Linked DNA regions of Homo sapiens: region 1 is linked to region 2. Evidence: read pairs that join two places in POLR2A ChIA-PET (ENCODE). Cell type or tissue: Caco-2. All regions are shown on one strand. Each heading gives the region's core, and the rest is flanking DNA. Links, peaks and the distances in the headings are about the cores only. Region 1 overlaps FOLR1-AS1 (FOLR1 antisense RNA 1). Region 2 overlaps LRTOMT (leucine rich transmembrane and O-methyltransferase domain containing).

Evidence for each region. ChIA-PET counts read pairs that join two places held together with the same protein. Peaks named below come from ENCODE experiments on the same cell type or tissue, not always from the same donor. Only the 100,000 strongest peaks of a DNase experiment are listed, where the experiment ranks them.
Region 1: POLR2A ChIA-PET joins it to region 2 with 10 read pairs; 5 of 35 experiments call an interaction of 5 or more read pairs at or near these places.

What each region holds. Positions count from the first base shown.
Region 1 is chr11:72,165,267-72,179,510 of GRCh38, reverse strand. All of the region lies in intron 2 of FOLR1-AS1 (FOLR1 antisense RNA 1), which reads left to right. It also overlaps the pseudogene FOLR3P1. Among named protein-coding and RNA genes, the nearest start is that of FOLR1, 20 kb to the left of the region's middle. RefSeq lists an enhancer at 13,976-14,244. In Caco-2, for the core only: no CTCF peak of the experiment used is centred there; DNase peaks (open chromatin) are centred at 4,690 and 5,010.
Region 2 is chr11:72,081,104-72,092,320 of GRCh38, reverse strand. It overlaps LRTOMT (leucine rich transmembrane and O-methyltransferase domain containing), which reads right to left. Exons shown (of 9, transcript NM_001145310.4): 2 at 3,941-4,024; 3 at 3,156-3,292. LRRC51 (leucine rich repeat containing 51) reads right to left here. Exons shown (of 6, transcript NM_145309.6): 2 at 3,941-4,024; 3 at 3,156-3,292. The coding sequence starts at 3,237. Among named protein-coding and RNA genes, the nearest start is that of LRTOMT, 5.9 kb to the right of the region's middle. RefSeq lists enhancers at 963-1,122, 10,458-11,217. In Caco-2, for the core only: no CTCF peak of the experiment used is centred there; no DNase peak of the experiment used is centred there.

The sequences.
Region 1 (14,244 bases), core at 2,411-7,410, 88 kb before region 2:
TTTTTTGTAGAGATGGGGTTTCACCATGTTGCCCAGGCTGATCTTGAGCTCCTGGGGTCGAGAGATTCTCCTGCCTCAGAATCTCAAAGTGCTGGATCACAGGTGTGAGCTCTCACACACCCAGCGGAGAAACAGGCACTCTCATGCTTTGCTGGTGGAGGAGCCACATTGATAAAATCTCTATAAAGTTGTAACTATCAAAATTATACATACTCTTGACCCAATAACCCTTTCTGGAATTCAGTATAACATTCCACTAGGTACAAGATTTTTTGTTTGTTTGTTTTGTGACGGAGTTTCACTCTTGTAGCCCAGGCCGGAGTGCAGTGGTATGATCCCAGCTCACTGCAACCTCTGCCTCCTGTGTTCAAGCGATTCTCCTGCCTCAGCCTCCTGAGTAGCTGGGATTACAGGCATGTGCCATCACACCTGGCTAATTTTTGTATATTTTAGTAGAGATGGGGTTTCACCATGTTGGCTAGGCTGGTCTGACATTCCTGACCTCAGGTGATCCACCCACCTTGGCCTCCCAAAGTGCTGGGATTGCAGTCGTGAGCCACTGAGCTCAAGGTGCTCAGTGTTACAATCTTGTAACAGCTGGTACAAGACTGTTAATTGCAGCATTACTTGTCATTTATTAAAAAGTAGGTCAGGCCAGGCTCGGTGGCTCATGCCTGTAATCCCAGCACTTTTGGAGGCCAAGGTGGGTGGATCACCTGAGGTCAGGAGTTCGAGACCAGCCTGGCCAACATGGTGAAACCCCATCTCTACTAAAAATACAAAATTTAGCCAGGCGTGGTGGTGTGTGCCTGTAATCCCAGCTACCCAGGAGGCTGAGGCAGGAGAATCGCTGGAACATGGGAGGCAGAGGCTGCAGTGAGCCGAGATCACACCACTGCACTCCAGCCTGGGTGACAGAGCAAGACTCCGTCTCAAAAAAAAAAAAAAAAAAAAAAAAAGTAGGTCAGGCACAATGACCTACTGCAATAATCCCAGCACATTGGGAGGCCAAGGAATGAAGATCGCTGGGGCCCAGGAGTTCAAGACTAGCCTGGGCAACATAGCAAGACCCCAGTCTCAAACAAATAAAAACAAGGCAGGTGTTTATCATTGAGACCCTCCTCTCCAAACAGTATCTCCTCCCAGCCCACATCTAGTGAGGGAAGAGGAAATAAACTGTCTTCCCCACCTGAAGCCCAATAACTCATCTCCTGTTTCTGCCCATCTTCCTTCCACCTGCGCTTTTGTCCGTGTATAGTGTGGGGGTAATGAGCTTTGTGTGAGCGGGAGGGTCTCAGGAGAACCAGGCTGAGGGATAGATAGATACCTAGATTCTGGCTCAACCTCCACAGCCTACTTCCCAGTGAATGTCAAGCCAGTTCCAGCCTGATTCGGGGACTATCAATAGGAAAGATGAAGCAATGTGTCACTCCAACCCACTTGTCCCCAGATTACAAGACACAAGACACATGTGGATTTGTCTATTAGGATAGGTTGTCGGAAGAACCCCAGGGGACCCTTCTTGGATCAGGAACCAATGTCCACGGCCCCAGTCCCATGGGACGGGGCCCCAGCATTCATGGCCGCAGCATAGAACTTGGCCACCTCCTCACTGGGGTTGCCCTGGGCTGAGTCAAACCACATCTAGATGCAGCGGCCACTCCCTCAGCTGTAGTTGTAGTTGCTGACCTTGAAGGAATGGCTCCAGAGGCCTTCACAAAGGGCAGCTGGAGTGGGGAAGTAGGGCTCAAAGGTGTGGCAGAGGGCCCAGGCCGGACACTCATTAATCCCTGAGGGAGGAGAATGTAAGACCCTTAGCTTCTGGGCCAGACCACACCCCTCCCAACCCCAAAGCCCCACTCCCACTCCTCACCTCATCTCCTCCGTCCCTCACCTGAGGTCCAATTCCAGCCTTTGTGCCAGTTGCTTTTGCAGGTGTAGGAGGTGCGACAGTCCTCCCACCAGCGCTCACAGTCCTCTTTGCACAGGGGCACGTTCAGAATGCGCTCTTTGCGCCAGCTCTGGTTGACCTGAGTGGGGAGGAGACGGAACACTCCTGTCAGCCACGTATCTCAGCCGCTTTACCCTTGAAGGAGACCAGAGCTGTGGGAGGGGGCAGGGCGTCCACCACCCTCAGACCCAAATTCCTGGACCAAGCCCTCTCTGCAAGTGGCTGGCAGGTTGTGCCCTCTGCTGAGATTAATGTTTTGTGTTGTTTTTGTTGTTGTTGTTTTATTTTTGAGACAAAGTCTCGCACTGTTGCTCAGGCTGGAGTGCAGTGGCACAATCTCGGTTCACTACAACCTCCACCTCCCAGGTTCAAGCGATTCTCCTGCCTCAGCCTCCTGAGTAGCTGGGATTACAGGCTCCCACCGCCATGCCCGGCTAATTTTTGTATTCTAGTAGAGACAGGGTTTCATCATGTTGGCCAGGCTGGTCTCGAACTCCTGACCTCAGGTAATCCACCTGCCTTGGCCTCCCAAAGTGCTGGGATTACAGGCATAAGCCAATGCACCCAGCTATGAGGTTCATGTTTGTGGGAATGGCACTCATACCTGCCAGATCCAGGGCCCGAGGTTGGGTGAGCACTCATAGAGACCGGTGTCCTGGATAAAGTGGCGCTTGCAGGCAGGCTCCATCTTACCACAGTGATCCCAGTTAAAGTTGTACAGGCGGGAGGTGTCCTTGTGCAGCTCCTGGCTGGTGTTGGTCATGCAGCAGGCATTCTTCTTCTAGGGACTGCACTGGGTGGGGAAGACACAGGACTAAGTCCCTCACCACCGCAGCCATCTCCCCCATATTCTGGCTCCTCTGCCCCAGGTAGGTCATCCAGAGGAACACTTCCTAGGGAGGGCCCTTGAGGAGTCCCCACCTGGGAACACAGGCAATTACAATATTGGTGCATTTTTCCCTTATTTATTTATTTATTTGAGACAGGTCTCTCTCTGTTGCACATGCTGGAGTGCTGTGGTGCAATTATAGCTCACTGTAGCCTCTACATCCTGTGCTCAAGCAATCCTCCCACCTCAGCCTTCTGAGTAGCTGGGATTCAGGCCCATGCCACCACACCTGGCTATTTTTAAAATCTTTTTGTAGAGACAAATGGGATCTAATTAAACTAAAGAGCGTCTGCACAGCAAAAGAAACTACCATCAGAGTGAACAGGCAACCTACAGAATGGGAGAAAATTTTTGCAATCTACCCATCTGACAAAGGGCTAATATCCAGAATCTACAAAGAACTTAAACAAATTTACAAGAAAAAAATCAAACAACCCCATCAAAAAGTGGGCAAAGGAAATGAACAGACACTTCTCAAAAGAAGACATTTATGCAGCCAACAGACACATGAAAAAATGCTCATCATCACTGGCCGTCAGAGAAATACAAATCAAAACCTCAATGAGATACCATCTCACACCAGTCAGAATGGCAATCATTAAAAAGTCAGCAAAAAACAGGTGCTGGAGAGGATGTGGAGAAATAGGAACACTTTTACACTGTTGGTGGGACTATAAACTAGTTCAACCATTGTGGAAGACAGTGGGGCGATTCCTCAAGGATCCAGAACTAGAAACACCATTTGACCCAGCCATCTCATTACTGGGTATATACTCAAAGGATTATAAATCATGCTGCTATAAAGGCATATGCACATGTATGTTTATTGCGGCGCTATTCACAATAGCAAAGACTTGGAACCAACCCAAATGTCCATCAGTGATAGACTGGATGAAGAAAATGTGGCACATATACACTATGGAATATATGCAGCCATAAAAAAGGATGAGTTCATGTCCTTTGTAGGGACATGGATGAAGCTGGAAACCATCATTCTGAGCAAACTATCGCAAGGACAGAAAACCAAACACCACATGTTCTCACTCATAGGTGGGAATTGAACAATGAGGACACTTGGACACAGAGTGGGGAACATCACACACCGGGACCTGTCGTGGGGTTGGGGGAGGGGGGGATAACATTAGGAGAAATACCTAATGTAAATGACGAGTTAATGGGTGCAGCACACCAATATGGCACATGTATACATATGTAACAAACCTGCACGTTGTGCAAATGTACCCTAGAACTTAAAGTATTAAAAAAAAAAAGATGGGGTCTCACTATGGTTCCCAGGCTAGTCTCAAACTCCTGGGCTCAAGCAATCCTCTCATCTCAGCTTCCCAAAGTGCTAAGATTACAGATGTGAGCCATCACGCCTGGCCAATATTGGCTTTTAACGGAGCATAATAGAGGGGAGCCACTGTCTGGGACAGTAATTATTGTTTGTACAGCTCTTAATGGTTGAAAAAGTTATTTCATGTTATTCAGCTTATTTATATTATTCATTTTGCATCCAGCCAATATTAACTGAGTGCTTATTAGACATCAGGCACTGTGATAGGTCCTAGGAACACCCCAGTGAACAAAGCAAGTAACATCTCTAGCCTCATGGAGGGTATAGTTTTAATGGGTGGATGGGCTGTGTGTACAGGGAAGATAAAGAACACTCAGGCATAGAAAACCATAGGTGCAAAGTCCCTGAGGCTTTTGCACTTTATCCTCTTAACAACCCAGTATGAATCCTTAAACCCATTTTTACAGCGTTTCAGTAAGCTACACCTGTGGTATATAGTAGGGTTAAGATTTAACTCAGGACAGGAAGGAGAGGAACCTGGCCCAGGTTGTGGGGGAGGGTGGAGGTCAAGGGGCTGGTGTGGCTTTTCCAGGGTCTGGAAGTCCAGGCAAGGAGACTCCAAATAGATCCTGAGAGTGGTGGGGGAACAGAGGAGCTGTAGCCTGAACGTGGGCCTGAACCCGGGCTTGACTAAATGTGGAAAAGGCAATCCTAGAAAGGTAAATACAATGCAGGCAAGACAAGCAGAAATGGTGGAGGTTTTTCTTTGGAAATCACTCTAGGCCAGGATGCAGAAAACCTGAGAAATCATGAGTCAATTGCATAACATTTCTGGGCTGAACCCTTGCACCTAGGGTCAAGTGATGGCAGAGGCGTGACAGGTCTGAGCAACCAGGAGAAACAATAGGGAAATCCATGGGAGTGGAGCCAGACCTACCCACTGGGCCACCACGCCCAGTGCCGGCCGACACAGAACATGCTTCCCCGCCAGCACAACTTCACACTTGCTTTTCCTTGGCTGTCCCAACTCTTGGTCTTCCTGCAAGACCCCTTGCACATCATGGGTCTTGGGGTTTGGCAGACATGGGTTTTGCCAGTCAGGGTCAGGGGTTTCTGCCTCTGAAAGAGTTACTGAATATAATGAAAAGTACTCCCTGGCTATAGAAGTGGCCCAACAAATATCATCACTCTCATATAGCTCATGGCCCTGAGAATGATAATCATCTGTATCTCTCAAAGTCTACATCTGCACCATTTCTTGGCAAAGAGTAGGTGCTTTAGAAGGTTCTGAAAAGCAAATGAAGTGGTGGGCACAAAGTTTCCATTTCAGTTTTGGAGAATGAAAGAGGTCAGGAGATGGATGGTGGTGATGGTTGCACAACCACATGAGCATACTTTTTTTTTTTTTTTGACAGAGTTTTGCTCTTGTTGCCCAGGCTGGAGTGCAATGGCGCGATCTCGGCTCACTGCAACCTCTGCCTCCCAGGTTCAAGCAATTCTCCCGTCTCAGCCTCCCGAGTAGCTGGGATTACAGGCATGGGCCACCATGCCCGGCTAATTTTTTTTTTTTTTGTATTTTTAGTAGAGACAGGGTTTCTCCATGTTGGTCAGGCTGGTCTCAAACTCCTGACCTCAGGTGATCCGCCCACCTCGGCCTCCCAAAGTGCTGGGATTACAGGCGTGAGCCACTGCACCCGGCATACATGAGCATACTTAATGCCACTGACCTGTACAGTTAAAAATGGCTAAAATGGAGAACTTATTTTATTTATTTATTTTAAATTTTACCCTGATTTTAAAATAAGCAAATGGAATGTTGGGAATGACTCAGATGTCACAGGGCTTCCAGGCTGTCCTCTCTTTGCTTTAGCCCTCGGAGCCTGTCCATGCCACAGTCTCTCCCTGGGCACATCCTCACCCTCTGGGAATGTGAACCCTTCTAGGGAGCAGGCCAGGAGACCAGAGAAATGAAATACAGGCACTCTCCTGAGCTTGGAATTCAAATTGGAGCTCATACTCCCCGAGCTGCCTCAGTGGCCTTACCTGTGGCATGAGGGCCCTGGCCTCCCCTCCCCTTCCTTGTGGGCAGTGGCACCGCTGGCTCTGGCCACACTGGACCCGCCATTGCTCGTGCCATCACCCTCTGACCTGTGTGCATGCTGTCCTCTACCAGGCTGCCCTTTCCCGCTTTTTCCTCCTAGAAAACTCTTACTCATCTTCCCAGGTCAAGGCCAATGGTCTCTTGCCTGGGAAGTCTCCCCAGCATATTGGATTGGTCGTTGTCTCTTCAGTACCTAATGGGGGTGGAAACCTGGACTGTTTGTACATGTAGGCTGCACCATGACCATGATGGGCCCAGCTCCTCTTCTACTGTGCCATTGAGCTCTGTGGGCTGGCACACAATTAAGGCTGGGAAAGGTATGGACAGTCCCTCTCCTCATTTCCCACTTGCACCTGCGCCCTCTCTGGGCCTATTTCCTCATTTGCGTAAGTAGAGACTACCACGCACCCACCCTGCCCTTTGGGCATATTCACTAACATGGCATGAGTGAAAGCACAAGGCTCATAGGCTCATAGTGGGTGTTAGGTATGTGGTTCCTTTATTATTGTAGATTTGGTGTCCTCCCAGGGGAGGCCCTCCAGGATCACAGCAGTCATCCTCTGCCTTCATCACCTTCCACAGCTGACTTCACCCTGCTAACTTTTCTCTGTCAAAGGCAGCTCTCTCCCCTGCCCCAGACCCGACTTTATCCTCACCTGGCCATACAGCTCGTCCTCGGGGCTGGGCTGTGTCTTGTGGTACTTGGCGTTCATGCAGACATTGAGCAGGTCTGTCCTGGCCCGCGCACTCCTGGGCTGGGCACTCCCCGCAGCAGTCACCAAAGCCAGAAGGAGCAGCTGCATCATCTGCCAGGCCATGTCCATCTATTCCTGCCAGAGAGCCACAGTCAGAGGTAGACAAGGCCTGAGGGAGGGGCAACAGCCATGTGATTGTGTACTGTCTCCCTCCCAGGCCCAGATCTCTGCTGTCCCCACCCTGCATCCCCTACAGGGCAGCTGAGCCAAGAAATGCGCTGCGTGTAGAGGTGAGAGGGAGCCCTTCCCCGGCTGGCCTGGAGGCAGGACTCTCCTCCTACTTCCCACCCAACAGTGCTCTAGGTCCAGGTTCTGACACCAGCTTGCTCTGAGATCATGGAGGGAGCCACCGCCCTTGTGGACTTCCCCTCTTGGATTTCTCCAGTGTTTTATGCAATTCCTCTCAAATTTGCACAAGGAGGAACCACAGGTGGTGGCCTGCTGATGCAGGAGTGAGACTCTAGACAGCCTCAGGCTTCTGCTTCCTCAGCCTGTCCTCCTACCCCACGGCAACTGAGGTTTAGATGCCCAGGGAAGCTGAGATGGGGACAGCAAGGGCCATGGAGCTGTCAGCTATTGTTCATGGTCCTGGAGCAGATGCTGCGGGAGGCAAGGAGGTGGGGGCAATCGCACCTCACCCTTCACCCCTCCTGGGTCTTGGGAAATTACCTAGGCAGAGGCAGGCTCAGAGGTTGGGGGAGGCCAACAGGTCAGCGGCAAATGGAGGAGGGGGCTGAGCGAGAACAGTGAGCGCTATCTCGCCTCCCATGTCTCATCCCCACTTTTCCCTCTGTCCTGTTGCAGGGCCTTACCTCCATCCTCAGCCCACCTGGGAGGGTGGAGTCTCTCCCACCTCCCCACCTACTTTATAACCCCATCCTGCCTGCTTGGTTAGACCCTCTGTTCGGGAAGGTGCACAAGGCTTTGTCTAGGAGACAGCTCAATTGTCTTTCAATAAGGACCCAGTTAAATTATGGTACATCTACCCAGTGGAATTTAATGTGGTAACAAAGAAAGAGGAAGCTCCTGATGTACAAATACGGAAAAATCTCCATGTGCATTGTGAAGTGGGAGAAGGAAGGTGCAGAAGAATGCTATGTAAAAAAAAATTCTGTGTAAAAAAGGAGGAGTTAGAATATCTGTGCTTGCAGGAGAAAATGCTGAAAGGTATGAAAAGAAACCAATAAGGTGATCACCTGGGGGAAGAGGACAGCATCAGGGATGCGACCTTTCACTGTAAACCTTTCTACGTTGTTTTGATTTTTGGACCAGGTGAAGTTATACCTTATTTAAATATGTATTGGTATGTGTGTATGTATACATAAATATACAAAATAGGAAGTGAAAATACAAAGACACAGAATGATTTATCTGACTTGATAATAGATATGTAAATGTCAATAACACTAGAATGCACACAACAATGGTACATTTAAGTTAAGGATACTATACATGTGTTTGCCAAAGTATGAACATGAGGCCACTGAGTGTTCTGGTCTCTGGGTATACATCTGGTCAAATTCTATGCATTTACACTACACATATCCCATTTATGGGCACAAATGGTAGCATACTGTTTTATACTTTGCTTTTTCTGGGTAGTTTCAGTATACATTTATGCTTTTGACAAAAACCAAAAACCTCATGAACCCAAGCTATCCACACTTGCTCTCTTGAGTATTGCCGTATGTATTAGTCCATTTTCAGGAATGATAAAGACATACCCGAGATAGAGCAATTTACAAAAGAAAGAGGTTCATTGGACTTACAGTTCCACATGGCTGGGGAGACCTCACAATAATGGCAGAAGGCAAGGAGGAGCAAGTCACATCTTATGTGGATGACAGCAGGCAAAGAGAGAGCTTGTGCAGAGAAACTCCTGTTTTAAAAACCATCAGATCTCGTGAGACCCATTCACTCTCACAAGAACATGGGAAAGACCCACCCCCATGATTCAATCATCTCCCACCAGGTCCCTCCCACAACATGAGTGAATTATGGGAGCTACAAGATGAGATTTGGGTGGGGACACAGCCAAGCCATATCATTCCATCCCTGTCCCCTCCCAAATCTCATATCTTCACATTTCAAAACCAATCATGCCTTCCCAACAGTCCCCCAAAGTCTCAACTCATTTCAGAATTAACTCAAAAGTCCACAGTCCAAAGTCTCAGCAAAGAAAAAGCAAGACACTTCTGCCTATCAGCCTGTAAAATCAAAAGCAAGTTAGTTACTTCCTGGATACAATGGGAGTACAGGTATTGGGTAAATACAGCCACTCCAAAATGGGAGAAATTAGCCAAAACAGAGGGGCTACAGGCCCCTGCAAGTCCAAAATCCAGCAGGGCAGTCAAATCTTAAAGCTCCAAAATGATCTCCTTTGACTCCATCTCTCATATCAGGTCACACTAATGTAAGAGGTGGGTTCCCATGGTCTCTGGCAGCTCCGCCCCTGTGGCTTTTCAGTGTACAGCCTCCCTCCCGGCTGCTTTCACAGGCTGGCATTGAGTGTCTGCAGCTTTTCCAGGCAAACAGTGCAAGCTGTCAGTGGATCTACCATTCTTGGGGCTAGAGGACAATGGCCCTCTTCTCACAGCTGCCCTAGGCAGTGCCCCAGTAAGGACTCTGTGTGGGAGCTCCAACCCCACATTTCCCTTCCGCCCTGCCCTAGCAGAGGTTCTCCATGAGCACCCCACCCCTGCAGCAAACTTCTGCCTGGGCATCCAGGCATTTCCATACATCTTCTGAAATCTAGGTGGAGGTTCCCAAACCCCAATTCTTGACTTCTGTGCACTTGCAAGCTCAATACCACGTGGAAGCTGCCAAGGACTGGGGCTTTCACCCTCTGCAGCCATGGCCTAAGCTCTATGTTGGCCCCTTTCAGCCATGGCTGGAGCAGCTGGGACACAAGGCACCAAGTCCCTAGGCTACATACAGCACGGGGACCCTGGACCTGGCCCACGGAACCATTTCTCCTAGGCCTCTGGGCCTGTGATGGGAGGGGCTGCCAAGAAGACCTCTGACATGCCCTGGAGACATTTTCCCCATTGTATTGGGGGTTAATGTTCCTCTTGTTACTTATGCACATTTCTGCAGCTGGCTTGAATTTCTCCTCAGAAAATTGGCTTTTCTTTTCTATCGCATTGTCAGGCTGCAAATTTTCTGAACCTTTATTCTCTGCTTCCCTTATAAAACTGAATTCCTTTAACCACACCCAAGTCACCTCTTGAATGCTTTGCAGCTTAGAAATTTCTTCCGCAGCCAGGTGTGGTGGCTCATGCCTGTAATTCCAACACTTCAGGAGGCTGAGTTGGATCATTTGAGGTCAGGAGTTTGAGACCAGCCTGGCCAATGTGGTGAATCCCTGTCTCTTCTAAAATACAAAAATTAGCCAGGCATGGAGGCACATGCCTGTTATCTCAGCTGCTTGGGAGGCCGAGACATGAGAAACGCTTGAACTCAGGAGGCGAAGGTTGCAGTGAGCCAAGGTCACGCTACTGTCCTCTGGCCTGGGTGACAGAGTGAGACTCTATCTCAAAATAATAATAATAATAATAATAATAATAATAATAATAAACAAATTTCTTCCACCAGATAGCCTAAACCATCTCTCTCGAGTTCAAAGTTCTGCAAATCTCTAGGGCAGGGACAAAATGCTGCCAGTCTCTTTGCTAAAACATACAAGAGTTACCTTTGCTCCAGTTCCCAACAAGTTCCTCATCTTCATCTGAGACCACCTCAGCCTGGACCTTATTGTCCATATCACTATCAGGCTTTTGGTCAAGGCCCTTCAACAAGTCTCTAGGAAGCTCCAGACTTTCCCACATTTTCCTGTCTTCATCTGAGCGCTCCAAACTGTTCCAACCTCTGCCTGTTCCCCAGTTCCAAAGTCGCTTCCACATTTTTGGGTATCTTTTCAGCAATGCCCCACTCCCAGTACAAATTTACTGTATTCATCTGTTTTCACGCTGCTGATAAAGACATATGCAAGACTGGGCAATTTACGAAAGAGGTTTATTGGATTTACAGTTCCACATGGCTGGGGAGACCTTACAATCATGGTGGAAGGCAAGGAGAAGCAAGTCACATCTTATGTGGATGGCACCAGGCAAAGAGAGAGCTTGTGCAGAGAAACTCCCGTTTTTAAAACCATCAGATCTTGTGAGACCCATTCATTATCATGAGAACAGCACGGGAAAGACCCACCTCCACGATTCAATCATCTCCCACCAGGTCCCTTTCACAACACATGGGAGTTATGGGAGCTACAAGATGAGACTTGGGTGGGGACACAGAGCTAAATCATATCACTGTACATCTAATAACATAACTTTAAAGTTATTTCTTTATGCCTTGTATGTATAAACTTAAAGCTCATTAGCCAATATAAAAAACATTAGGGGGCCGTCCTTGGTGGCTCATGCCTATAATCCCAGTGCTTTGGGAGGCCAAGGCTGATGGATTGCTTGAGCCCAGGAGATCAAGACCAGCCTGGGAAACATAGGGAGACCTCATCTTCACACAAAAATACAAAAATTAGTTGGGTATGGTGGTCTAAGCCTATAGTCCCAGCCATTTGGGAGGATGAGCTGGGAGGATTGCTTGAGCCCAGGAGGTCAGGGCTGCAGTGAGCTGTGATGGCATCCCTGCACTCCAGCCTGGGTGACAGAGTGAGATCCTGTCTCGGAAAAAAAAAAAAAAAAGAAAGAAAGAAAAAAGTTAGGAAAGAGAACTTCATGTTTTCAAGTTAAAAGTGCCTGATCCGGCTGGGTGCAGTGGCTCACACCTTTAATCCCAGCACTTTGGAAGGCCAAGTCAGGGGTATCACCTGAGGTCAGGAGTTCAAAACCAACCTGGTCAACATGGTAAAACCCCATCTCTACTAAAAAAAAAAAAATACAAAAATTAGCCGGGCATGGTGGCACATACCTGTAATCCCAGCTACTCAGGATGTTGGGGCAGGAGAATCGCTTGAATCCAGGAGGTGGAGGTTGCAGTGAGCCAAGATCTCACCACTGCATTCCAGCTTGGGCAACAGAGCAAGATCCTGTCTCAAAAAAAAATAAAGTTGGTTTGTAATAAGCTATAGGACTCTGACAGGTGCTCTCAAATACAGGTTTCTGATAACTTTGGAGACTGTGATATTGGAATAAAGGAAAATGTACAGGACTCATGAAGAGCTAAAATGTTCACGAATATCAAGCATAACAAGAACTGAATGGACTGAACTCAGAAAGCTGAAGCAACCTTTTTGACTTTTGCTTGGAATATTGCTGATCCTTGTTTTGTTTCTCAGAGTCAAGGAAAATTATTTTGAACTCTTTAAGGCCTTTAATACTAGAGTAAGCTACACTCCTGTGAACAAAATTTGAAGCATATTTTTCTCTCTCTCTGCCTGGCTTCTCCAGAATTTGGAAATTATCCGTGAGTATTCTTTTTTTTTTTTTTTTGAGGCAGACTCTTGCTCTGTCGCCAAGCTGGAGTGCAGTGGCATGATCTCGGCTCACTGCAACCTCCGCCTCCCAGGTTCAAGTGATTCTCCTGCCTCAGTTTCCCAAATAGCTGGGACTACAGGCACTTGCCACCACACCCAGCTAATTTTTTGTATTTTAAGTAGAGACAGGGTTTCACCATGTTGGCCAGGCTGGTCTCGAACTCCTGACCTCCGGTGATCCGCCCACCTCGGCCTCCCAAGGTGCTAGGATTACAGGTGTGAGCCACCACGCCTGGCCAAGAATGTCACTTTCTAACAGGTCTAGGAGCTCCAAATTTGTCATGGGACCTTAACACGAGAAGATCATCCAACTTACAGGTATTTGAGGATACAAATCCATGGCTGGGCTCAGTTTTAAAACGTTTTGTCTGAAATTCCTTGAAGAACAGAGTTCCATCAAAGCCAATCTAAAAGACTTATGTAGAAATAGTTATTCTTGCTGCACTTTATGCAAATAATCAGGCCAAGTATATGACTAAAGTCTATTTTGCAAACAACTCAATCCTACCATAATTTGCTTTTTTAACAAAAATGAGGACTGGAGAGAGAGAAATTATGTTTCAAAACACCATACATTTGTCAATAAATTCTAAAGTCATTAGTGTTTAAGTTTTTGCCTACATTTTTAGGCTAACACTCCTTGTTCCTGTGAACCAACCAGCAATCTCCAGCTGCAGCTCAGAAAGAAGGAGAGGATGGGTAATGTAAAAATCTGGATCAATATTTTAGTTCTGAGCAATTATCCTGCAAATCCTGCCAGGTGATGGGAATAAATAGGATGCCCATTAATCGGAGGTTTCCTTTTTTGGAAAGTAAGAGCTAACCAAAGCCAAGCACCATGCACCCAAATCCTAGCTTACATAACTATAGCCACCAATTATCTGGGCATGTCACAAGACATCTTTTTCTCTCCCTTGTTGGAGGAGGACTCAATTCTGCAGCTTCACCTTCCTTAGCATTTGGCTTATGATAAGGAGTCCATGCAGCCCTTCCTAGACACATATTTTTGTTTCAAATTCTATTCCAAGCTTTGAGTCAAAGCCCCAGGAAAGAAAACTGGATCTAAGGGATTCAGAGGCAGATGATAACAGGGGTTAAAAGGCACAGTGCAAGGCCGGGCACAGTGGCTCACACCTGTAATCCCAGCACTTTGGGAGGCCAAGGCGGGCAGATCATGAGGTCAGGAGATCGGGACCATCCTGGCAAACACGGTGAAACCCCGTCTCTACTAAATATACAAAAATTAGCCAGGCATGGTGGCATGCACCTGTAATCCTAGCTACTTGGGAGGTAGAGGCAGGAGAATCGCTTGAACTGGGAGGTGGAGGTTGCAGTGAGCTGAGATCATGCCACTGCACTCCAGACTGGGCGACAGAGCAAGACTCCATCTCGAAAAAAAAAATACAAAAATTAGCTGGGCATGGTGGTGCGTGCCTGTAATCCCAGCTACTCAGGAGGCTGAGGCAGGAGAATCACTTGAACCAGGGAGTCGGAGGTTGCAGTGAGCCGAGTTCACTCCACTGCACTTCAGCCTGGCAACAGAGCGAGACTCTGTCTCAAAAAAAAAAAAAAAAAAAAAAAAAAAAAAGGCACAGTGCGTGCAAGTGAGCATGGCTAATTCCTGCCAATCAAGCCAAGCCTCCCATTTCATGGATAAAGGTCATGCTAGTATCCATGGCATATGTAGGGGTGGGTTGCCCCTACACACCTGTGGGTGTTTCTCGTAAGGTGGGACGAGAGATTTGGAAAAGAAAAAG
Region 2 (11,217 bases), core at 3,122-8,121:
TAGCATTGGGAATGTGATGAGTTCAGGCTTAGCTTTGGTGTATTTGAGGTTCCTGTACAAAAAGGTGGAGAAGTCAAGTAGGCAGTTGGAGATGAAGGTCGGAAGCTCAGGAGACACAGACTTGAGAATCATTAGCATAGAAGGCATACAAGTTAGGGAAAGAGATGAGATTCCTCAGGGAGAGTGAGGGTAGGGAGGAAGGTCAGGGAGGAAGAAGAATCCATTAGAGAAGTTAAATGATCAGGGAAAATCAGGAGAGGACAGTTTAAAGATGTTCAGGGAGTAAATAGTTTATAGTAGTAAGTTCCAGGGAGGTAAGGACTGAAAAGTAATTTTGGCAACTTAGAAGTCCCTGGTAACCTTGGTAAGGGCTGCTTCAGTGGAATGGCAAGGGCCTGGAGGCAGAAGCCAGATTGAAGTGAGTGAGTTCAAGAGTGAATGGAGGCTGGTTTCATGCCTGTAATCCCAGCACTTTGGGAGGCCAAGACAGGAGGATTGCTTGAGCCTAGGCGTTTGAGACCAGCCTGGGCAACATCATGAAACCCCGTCTCTACCAAAAAAAGAGTGAATGGATATAAGCAGTTAGCATAAACAACATCCTCAGAAAGTTTGGCTGAGGAGGAGAGAGAATAGGGAATAGGATTATGTTAGAACCCCGGTGTATGGAACACCCCAAAGCCTCACTCCCACTTTTTCAAAATGAGGTCCAGTTCCCATTGCTGCTAAGCCTTTGGTTCCCTAGTTCACCCCTGGGGAAGGAAGTATTTAGTATTTGCGGAAGCTAGCCAGCTTTCTTCACTCTCTTCTGCTCTCTACTGGAAGGACACCCTTTGCCCTTCCACCCCCACCTCTCCTCCTCCTCAGATGCAGGTCAGGCAACATCCACCAGATGGCTCTCTGCCTTAATCCTAGAGTGAGCAGGACCCACAATTGGGGCCTGGGGTTGCAGGAGGGTACTGGAACGGCGTACCCCAGCTCATGAATTCCTAATCCTGCTTCCCTCCCCATACCTCCTTAGAACCCTGAAACAGAATGACACAGATGAATCAAAATTAAGGTCAAAATAACCCCACATGAACTAGTGCCCCATGTGATAAGGTAGCAGCTTGGGGAATGCCACCAAGCATGGGGTGGAGGCCAAGCTCAGAGGGAATCACTGGTGGGACAGAGTTGCCTAAAACTTGATGCTGGCTGGAGCTGCTCTTACCAAGGATGGAGTGGTATATCCAGGCTGCCACAGGTTGCTGCTCCTCTCAGATTCCACCAATGCACTACACTGCCTAAGAATCTGTAAAGTTCCTTGTTCAGAGTAGGCCAAAGCAGGTCTGGAAGCTGGACCACAAATATCAATGCTTTGGGAACTGGGGAGCATTTAGCTCCAGGAAGATCTGGGAAACTATGTTCCTGTTTTCCTCTCTCTGAAAGGCTGCCATGTAGCTCTTGCCATGTGTCAGAATACAAGTTAGTTTGATTGAACTTCCCTGTGTCATCCCTCAACCACCAACTGGAAGGTGTTGGTAGGTGTATATGGTGGGGGACTTCCTTAACACTCTAGGTTTGTGAAAAGTTAGAGGAACTGGGTTGATGGTAGCACAGATTAGATGCCTTCCAAAGGCACTGCCGTTTCAGATTCTGTAATATTTATTCATTCACCAAATAGTGTGCCAGGTACCCCCAAACTCTATTGTATCCCTTAACCCCAGCTGTAAATAAGTGTTTCAGAAGCTCTGGGGAATCTGAAGGGACTCTGACCTTTTGGGCCTTTGATGTGCCTCACATACCTAGCAAGGAGCACAATACCTGGCATATACATATGACGCACACACACACACACATATATAAATGCTTTTAGTAAGTGCTCAGTAAATATTGAACGGTTGAATGAAGGATGGGCCATCTGTACCATTTACGTTTTGTGATGTAGAGTTACCCTTGGTACTGCTTGTCTCTCTCCCAATTCTGAGGACTCCATAGAGGGCAGAGCTACACCTCCTCCATCAGAGTTAGAAATTCCCATGATAGGTAGGAGGTATACTTCCTTCCCACCTCTGTCATTGCACCTGTCTTAGAGATAGTTACTATTGCAGCTAAAACCCCTTGTGAAACATGGATTACATCAGAAGTGATGCAGTGCACAATAAAGATCACAGCAGGTGGCTGTGTGCTCGTGAGAGAACAAACGTGAGTTACCACTGTGGCTGATGATAACCCAAGTAGACCCTAAACCCAATCTAAGACTGGTGCTATTTGCCAGCTTCCCGAGCTTAAAGGCAGTGGCTACCAGTTGCCTGAGAGAAGACTAAAGCCAAATAATAGTTCTGAGATAGTGGATGTTAACGTGTATTCTGTGAGGACAGATGGACTGATGCTTTAATGAAAGACCAGATAACAAAAGCCAGGGATGGCAGAACTTCCCTAGGAAGAACGGATGACTCATTGGGAATATGACATGGCTGACAGCCTCCCTATGTTCCCTCCTGAAGGGACTAGCTACCCATTTACAAAGACATTGAATGGCAAAATGGGAGCGAGTGTGGACAGTGTTGGAACCTGCAATAAGTGTAGGTGATGATGGAATAAACTTGGATTTGGCTGGAATGAGTGTAAGAAATTTGTCAGTAAGTATTTAAACTGGAAATATGCCAGTTTGTAGATAAGACCCCTCATGTTTGGCCAGTCAGATTAGGCTTGTGTCTGCAGACAGAGGAGAAAGGTTTTGCCTACTTGCTGGGACTCCACAGGAGCCTGTGTTTTCCTCCTCTCTTCAGGTAAAAACAGGAGAATAAAACTATTGGCTGATAGACTGGCTTCCCAGTTTTCTTCCACTTGACTTTCCTGCTGTAGCCTGGCTTCTTTTAAAGATGATCAACTACTGTGATAGCCCCCTGTTTCCTTTCAGATTTGCTGCTTAAAAAAAACAAACAGGGGCACATGTTCTTAGGATCTCCTGGGGCTGTATCGGGGCAAAATCAAAACAAACAAAAAGACAGAAAAAAACCTCTCACTCTCCCCTACCCTCCAAAAGACAGTAACAACACATCTGCAAGCATATGGGAAGAATCTCTTTAGGCTTTTAAGTAGATTATGGTTTCTTCCTAGGGACCACACTGGGCCTGCTGCCTTAGTGAGTGGAGTACTGTGCTCTGGGGGCTGACCTTGAATGACGTGGATGCTTCTGAAGGAGTAGTCAAGAGGGGGCTCCTGTACCGAAGTGTTCATATAGTCCCGTTTGTTCATAGTTCAGGCCATCATTCAAAGGTGCAAGCAGGTGCCCTGGGAGTCTGGGTTCAGCCTGGGAGGACAGAGAAAGACCAGTGTTTCAAGTACACCGGCTTTCAGGTTTCCCCATAGTCCTCCATCCCTGCTTTCTGTCCTCTACTACTCTAGGCCTGCCTGGCTGTATTTCCATTTTAAGATATGAAATCACTCTTCCTTGCATCCTTGCATGTATAGAGCACTTTCTACTTCTCAGAGCACCTTCACATCTCTTAGAACTCATTTGAGAATCGAACACCCATTTCTTTGTCTGGAAAATGCCAGATGAAGAAACTGAAACCCAAGGGGTAAAAGGACTTGCCCAGAGTTAAGCCAGTGAGTCAGTTGTAGACTGCAGTCATAATCTCCTGAATCCTACTCTGAGACCTTTTCTGTTACTCTACAGTAGTTACTGTGGAGACTGTCTTGATACCCACCCTCTGTTGACATCAACTGGGCTATTCTATTGCTTAACAAATCCTTGAGGGCCTGCACCGCATCTGGTTGGTGTCTCACCACCCCTCTCAGTCTGGCCCAGCTGGGGATTTGCCACCTTCTCCGCTTGGCTTCTCTGCCAGCCCCATTACCTTTCCATCCAAATACCCTACTTTCAGCCCTATCCTGAATGTAGCCATACACATATAAACATACACACACACAAAACCAGAGTCTACCTCTCACTCACCTGTCACTGATGGCTGAAACTCCACCATTAGGCATTCATTCCTGTGGGTTCAGGGATTGTTTCCGGTTAAAATGGAAATACTCCCTGACAGGGATGAACACAATGTTGTTATCAGTCACTTGCAATGTGGTGTGAATTGTCTTATCAGATCGTTTCCAATTTGTTAGCTAAAGTAAAGCTGAGGTTTTTCTGGAGACAAGGGAGAGCCATGAGAATACTACTCACCTGGGATGAAGAGAGCTGACAACACACTTTACCAAGGGGTTTGTATGTGAATCACACAAGCAAAAGACAAATTGACAAGGATAAGGACAAGAACTTGCCCCAGTCGACCTCCCCTTTCTCATTCCATCCACTGCTGCCACCTTTGTATTATTATTTGTATTACTTCACCTGCTTTCCAAAAGGATTTCAGGTTTACAATAATAACACAGTCATAAAACAGATGATTTGCAGAATAGTGCCATCCACTAGAAATATAATGTCACAAATGCAAGCCATATATATAATTTAAAATTTTCTAGTAGCCAAAATAAGTAAAATGAAGTGGTGAAATTAATTTTAATAACTTAATTTTACCCAATATATCAAAAAATCATTCAATATGTAATCAATATTAAAACTTACTGAGATATTTTACACTTACAGCACATCCCAATTTGGACTAGCCTACCTGTCAAATGTACGTGACTAGTGGCTACCATACTGGACAGTGCAGATTAGAAAGTTAAAAATGGAAGAGAAAGATCAGAAACTAGATTACAGGAAGAGAGAGATGTGCCAGGCACTTTAAGAATCTAAGCCTACATTTAGCTCTGAAATTCCTGGCAGCCAAAGCAAAAAGAGAAACCTTGGGATTGCAGTTCTCATCATTGGATTCAAAGGATAAATTAGTTTGCAGAGACAATGAAATTGGCAAACAACTTTAAAATGGAATTTATTACTCGGGAGGCTGAGGCAGTTGGATTGCTTGAGCCTAGAAGTTGGAGGTTGCAGTGAGCTATAATTGTGCCACTGCACTCCAGCCTGGGCGACAGAGCAAGACCCTGTAGACCCTGTCTCAGGAAAAAAAAAAAAAAAAAAAAAAAAAAAAGAATTTCTGTTAAAAACCAAGGACCTGATATCTTATAATTCAGTTTAAGCCTAATACAGTTCATGTAAATTCCTTTTTTGGCAATTTAACATATACATGGATCAAGTTTAGTAGGTTTAGAGGAAAATGAATGTCTTGTTCTGAAAAAATAGCAGTACCAGCTGAGCTTTGGGGAGGTGACAGATTGAGTCACTTCACAGCTTAATTCTGTTATGAACTGGTCCCATGGGCATGGATTGTCAATTAGGGAGACTTGAATCTTTTAGATATTAAATCTACAGGCAGACAACAAAGAACACATTATTCTTTTGTAAAAATAGAGGAACCTGGCTGTCTACTACAGAACTAGAGGAACCTAGCTTAGATAGAAGCTCATCCCACTTCAGCACCTACAGCAGATTTGATACCTTTGAGCAAGATTGGATACTTTTCTCAAAGTAAATACTGGGTTGGTACCCCAGAGTTATGCACCACTGAACATGGATTTTAACTTAAAATACTTAAGGGCAGATTTTTACTGTTAGTTTTCTTGACAGAGCAACCCAGTGCAGTTCCTAAAGACTTCTGATTTTGTGTAGCACCAGCTCCTGTTGCATTTTCTGAATGGATTAGTATTAAAAATGGAGCCCCAAGAAGCTGGTTAAATTTTTAGCCTTCTGCATTTAAGCTGTAGCCCAGGCTGTGAGCTAGTATCGCATCTTATTCATTATCCAACATAGAACCAGGTTTACAACAGGCACTCAAAATGTTTGTGGGATGAATGAATGAGAAACTGCCAATTCTGAGGATTTCTGTTTCAGAAGAGTTGATGCTAAGCTGTTCTTTCTAACAATTGGTTCCCAGGTTCAGCTGTTTCAGTCCACACCTTGTTCACAGTAAGATATTCAATTCAATTCAGCAAACATTTGTTGAGTGCTTGCTGCTCTGTGCCTGACCAGAAGAAATGAAGCCAAGATACAAATAATAGAACCCTGTCATGAGCACAGAAAGACCTGCTGAGTTTCTATTGATTGTGGTAAACCAGCCTGCATCCAGTTCCAAGTAACAGCTGCCCACTTAGTGAATACTCTCTCATGTTTCAACACTCAGTTCTAGTGTAGCCTCTTCTATAAAGCCTTTCTTTTCCAGATAAAATTGGTTAATGTGTCCTGTGTTAGGCTGATTGTTTTGATGATCCCTATTCATGGTCTCCCCTGTATCCATCTCTTTTTGCCTATAACATTGTAGTCCCATCTCACTCTGATGCTGGGACCAGACATGTGACTTGTTTTAGCCAATGAGATGTCGATAAACATGAAGCAAACAGAAGCTTTAAAGGAGGCCTGCCCTCTTGCTCTTTGCCAGTGCCATGAGAACATGGCTGATCAGCTGGAGGGTTATGAGATGTGTAGGTGAGAGACATGCAAAAGAGCCAGAGATACCAGCTGAAGCCATCCTAGACTAGCCCACAGTCAGCCTACCCCCAGTCAAGATCAGGAGAGTCACCCAACCCACAGATGACTGCCGACACATGAGTAAGCCCAGCCAAAGCAGAAGAACCCTCCAGCTGACTCTAAGACTTAGAAGCAATAATAAATGTTTATTATCTTAAGCCACTGTGTTTTGGGATGGTTTATTACACGGCAATAGCTAACTTCTGCATGCCCCCACTGTACTTCAAACAAAATTTTATTACAGCTTGTTTACTCATCTGTGAAATGGAGACAAACCCTACCTTGAGAACTATTGTACATCTGGCATCAGGTGCTCAATAAATGGAAGCAGTTGTATTCTCTGTTAATTTCATTATAACCAACTTTGTTTACTCCCTATAAGCTTGAGGACAGGGACAAGACTCAGACTTCTTTCTCCCTTCTCATCATTACCCTGCATTGAGCCTGGCCAAAAAAAAAAAAAAAATCCATATTCACTAAAGGTTTGATGGACAAATGAAAATGGATGGACAATGGAAAAATGAAAGAAGAAATGAAGGAATTAATGGAGTCTTCAAGGTGTCACATAGAGAGCTTGACTGCTGGGGAGAACTGACAAAGTGTTGATGCTGCCATGCTTACTCCTGTGGCTGTGTTTTTGGAGTCAGTCTTTCCCATCTGCTATTCTGGCTTATGACCAGGAGGTAATCAGATGCCAGCACCTTCATCTGTCCAGACTGACTAACTTGATGAATGACAGGGTTAGGGGCATACCTGCCTTGTTTCGGAACTGGAATTTCTCATTTCCAAATTGACAGTATCTTTAACTGTTTTGTTTTTTAACTGTAAAAGCTAATATGATAGATGAATAAAGTGAAATGACAAGAAGTACATCAAATAGAAACTCAAAGTTTGAATCTCCATTAACAGTTTGGGAATATAACCTAGAATGTATAGCTAATAAGGTTTTACACACACACACACACACACACACACACACACACACACACACACGGTTTTCTTTTTTTTTTTTTTTTTTGAGACAAGGTCTCGCTCTGTTGTGCAGGCTGGAGTGCAATGGTGCTACCTCAGCTCACTGCAACCTCTGCCTCCTGGGCTGAGGCAATCCCACCACCTTAGCTTCCTGAGTAGCTGGGACTACAGGCACACGTCACCACACCCTGCTAATTTTTGTATTTTTTGTAGAGACACAGTTTTGCCATGTTGCTTAGGCTGGTCTCAAACTCCTGGGCTCAAGCTATTCACTCACCTTGGCCTCCCAAAGTGCTGGGATTACAGGTGTAAGCCACTGTGCCCAGCCTAGATTATGTATATTTTTAAATAAACAATATTCCTTTGTAAACCTATTTTTTAATTTTCAAATTGTTGTAGACTATTACCCTTTTTAATAGTTGCAAAGTATTTTATACTATGTATCGTACTTTAATGTTATTCACTTAATTTATTTAACCAATCCCAAGTTGACAGAAAACTGTTTTCAGTTTTGGGAAATTACTAACATTTGGAATTTGATTTGTTGCTAGCCTATTCCTGCCCTCTCTCAGGCAAGTTGCAACATGATAACACAGGAAGCTTTGAGGAATAATCACATAAATCTGATAGGAGATTCAACAGCCTGGCCCGAGAGTTTCTGATGATGGACTGATGGTGGAAAAAAAATCAAAGGCTGCTATGAAAAATCTGCCACATATTTAGCCAGGCATGGCAGCTCACGCCTATAGTCCCAGCTACTTGGGAAGCTGAGGTAGGAGTATGGCTCAAGCCCAGGAGTTCGAGGCTGCAGTGAGCTATGACTGTGCCACTGCACTCCAGTCTGGGCAACAGAGCGAGACCCTGTCAAAAGAAAAAGAAGAAAAATCTGCCACATAATCTAATATATTCTGGGAGGTTATATTCCCAGGTGCCAAAAGGAGGACCAAGATTCAACCTGGCTCCTGTCCACCCCCCTCTACTACCATCTCATCCTCAACTCCAATTCTGCAGTCTAGCCAAATGCAACCACTCACCATAAGTTCCCTGCACCTGCCACTGGGCCTCTAAGTGGAACAGTGTCTCCTTCCAGCTCTGTCTGCTTGGAATATAGTTTTTCTCTCCTCCTTTTGCTTTGCTAATTCTTATTTCAGGGCTCAGATCAGGTTTCAACTTTTCTGAGAAGTCTACCTTTATCCTCAAATCTGTAATTGTAGTGCTATGATTGCCATGGTAGCACTCGTAACACTGTAATTATCTGCTTACTATCTGTATGTCCATAAACACCAGCAGGGCAGAAACCATATTTTTTCTTACAGTTGTATCTCATAGTGCCGGCAAGTAGTAGGTGCTTAACAAACACATTAAAAATTGCAACTAAATAATACTACAAAGGAGAGGGCCATGAGGTTGCTGTAATTGAGGGATCTGACCTGGTCTGAACAGTCTACAGGAAGACATTCCTGAAGAAGTGACTGAGAGAAATCTAAAGGATAAGTACAAATTAACTTATGGGGTAGGGGGTGGTGTGGAATGAGCATTCCAGGCAGATGTGACTGCTATATGCAAAGGTTCTATGGTGGAAGGGTACTTGGAAATTTTGAAGACCTTAAAGGTTATATAACTGAAGGGGAGAGAAGGATGAATATGTATGGTTAGACTGGAGGCTGGAGAGATGGGAGCAATAGGAAACCACATAGTATTAATATTAAATGGGGGCTGGCTGGGCGTGGCGGCTCACGCCTGTAATCTCAGCACTTTGGGAGGCCAAGGTGGGCAGATCACCTGAGGTCGGGAGTTCGAGACCAGCCTGACCAACATGGAGAAACCCCGTCTCTACTAAAAATATAAAATTAGCCGGGTGTGGTGGCGCATGCCTGTAATCCCAGTTACCTGGGAGGCTGAGACAGGAGAATTGCTTGAAACCGGGAGGTGGAGGTTGCTGTGAGCCGAGATTGCGCCATTGCACTCCAGCCTGGGCAGCAAGAGCGAAACTCTGTCTCAAAAAGAAAAAAAAAAAATTGGGGGTGGGGTAGAGAGTGAACAGTATCAGCTTTGCATTTTGAAGGATCACTCTGGTTGCAGTGCGCAAATATGGCTGGGAGGGAAGGCAGGAAGGATGTGATGGTAGCTAGGACCTATATAAAAGATATTCAGGAAGTAAAGCTGATAAGACTTAGTGATAGATGGGAAATGGAAGAGGTATTAAGTAAATGGAAGAGGTACTAACTTGGGTTTTGGGCTTGGGTATATTGTGGATAAAGGTAGGAGCACTGGAAGAGATCCAGGCTTGGAGGAAAAGGTTGGGATACACAGAGATTGTTTCAATTTCAGAAATGTAGAGTTTGGGTTGCCTTTGAGGTATCCTAAAGGAGATGTTGAGGCAATTGGCTATATAGATCTGGAGCTTAGAGATGAGGGCTGGGCTTGAGATACACACTTGTGTACATTTGCATACAGGTGGAAAATGAAGTTGTGGGTGTGGAGGGGTACCCAAGAAGAGAATATAGAGTGCAGTGGCAAGAGGGCGTAGGACCAAACCTGGGAGAACTTTAAGGTAGTAAGTGGACCAGTCAGGGCCAGCTAGTCACCAGCTAGAAACCAGCTAATCATGGTCACTTCAGACATGGGTGCTGTGTTAGCCCTTCTGTTTCCTGTTTAGTTAAAAATGTTCAAGTCTCATTGTCTTAGTCTCTCTAGTTCCTTTTCCCCATTAAAAGTTTCAGGGGAGGATCTGAAATTCATTCCAGCTGAAGTGTAAATAATACAAAGTAGGCCACACAGGTTCCTTTTCCCTGGGGCAGTTTAACTTGTTCCTTGGAACAAGTCCTTCCGCTATAGAGGCAGTAGGCTGAAGCTAAAGAGACTTAGCTGGAAGTCGGAGAACTGGAGTCTAGTTCTAGCTCTGTCACTAATTTGGTGTGTGGCCTTGGGCAAGTCCCTTTTCTCTGGGTTTCAGTTTTCCAATCTGTGAAATGAAGATAAATATCCTTGACTCACAGAGCTGTTAAGAGTATCAAAAGAGAGACTGTGAAAGCACTGGGTAGGTTACTAAATGTAATAGATCTGTCGTGAGTACTAAAAAAAATGAAGCTCTAACTGTAGAGCTTTGAGTAGCGGACCACGGAGAAGGTGTGGGGAGAAAAGGGAATCTGGGGACAGATTGAGAAGGGGTTTTACTCCTTGGAAGAAGAAGGAATGAGGCACTTCACGCCCCAGGAAGTTTCCTACATCTCTAGAATTAGGGTAGCGACTGCGATTTACTCAATCTAATGCTAACCGCATGTCTTGGAAGAGGGTCTCAGTTCCTCAGAGGAAAACCAACCCCATTTCTGAGGGCGTTTCTGATCTCCCAGGTTATGCCTGGAACTTGAAGCATCCGATTTTGGGAGCTTTATGTTTGCGTTGGGGGCGGGGTTCGTTGTTTTGTTTTGTTTTTGTTTTGTTTCGTTTTGTTTTGTTTTGAGATGGAGGTATCGCTCTATAGCCCAGGCTGGAGTGTAGTTGCGTGATCACGGCTCACTGCAGCTTCAATCTCCGGGCTCAAGCGATCCTTCTACCTCAGCCTCCCTAGTAGCTGGGGCCACTGGAGCGCGCCACCAAGCCCGGCTAATTTTTTTATGTTTTTGGTAGAGACAGGGTTCGCCATGTTTCTCAGGCTGGTCTCGAACTCCTGGCCTTAAGTGGTCCGCCCGCCTTGGTCTCCCAGTGTTGGGATTACAGGCGTGAGCCACCGCTCCCGGCCCTGGGGGTGGTTCTTAAGCATCCCCAAATCTGTATGG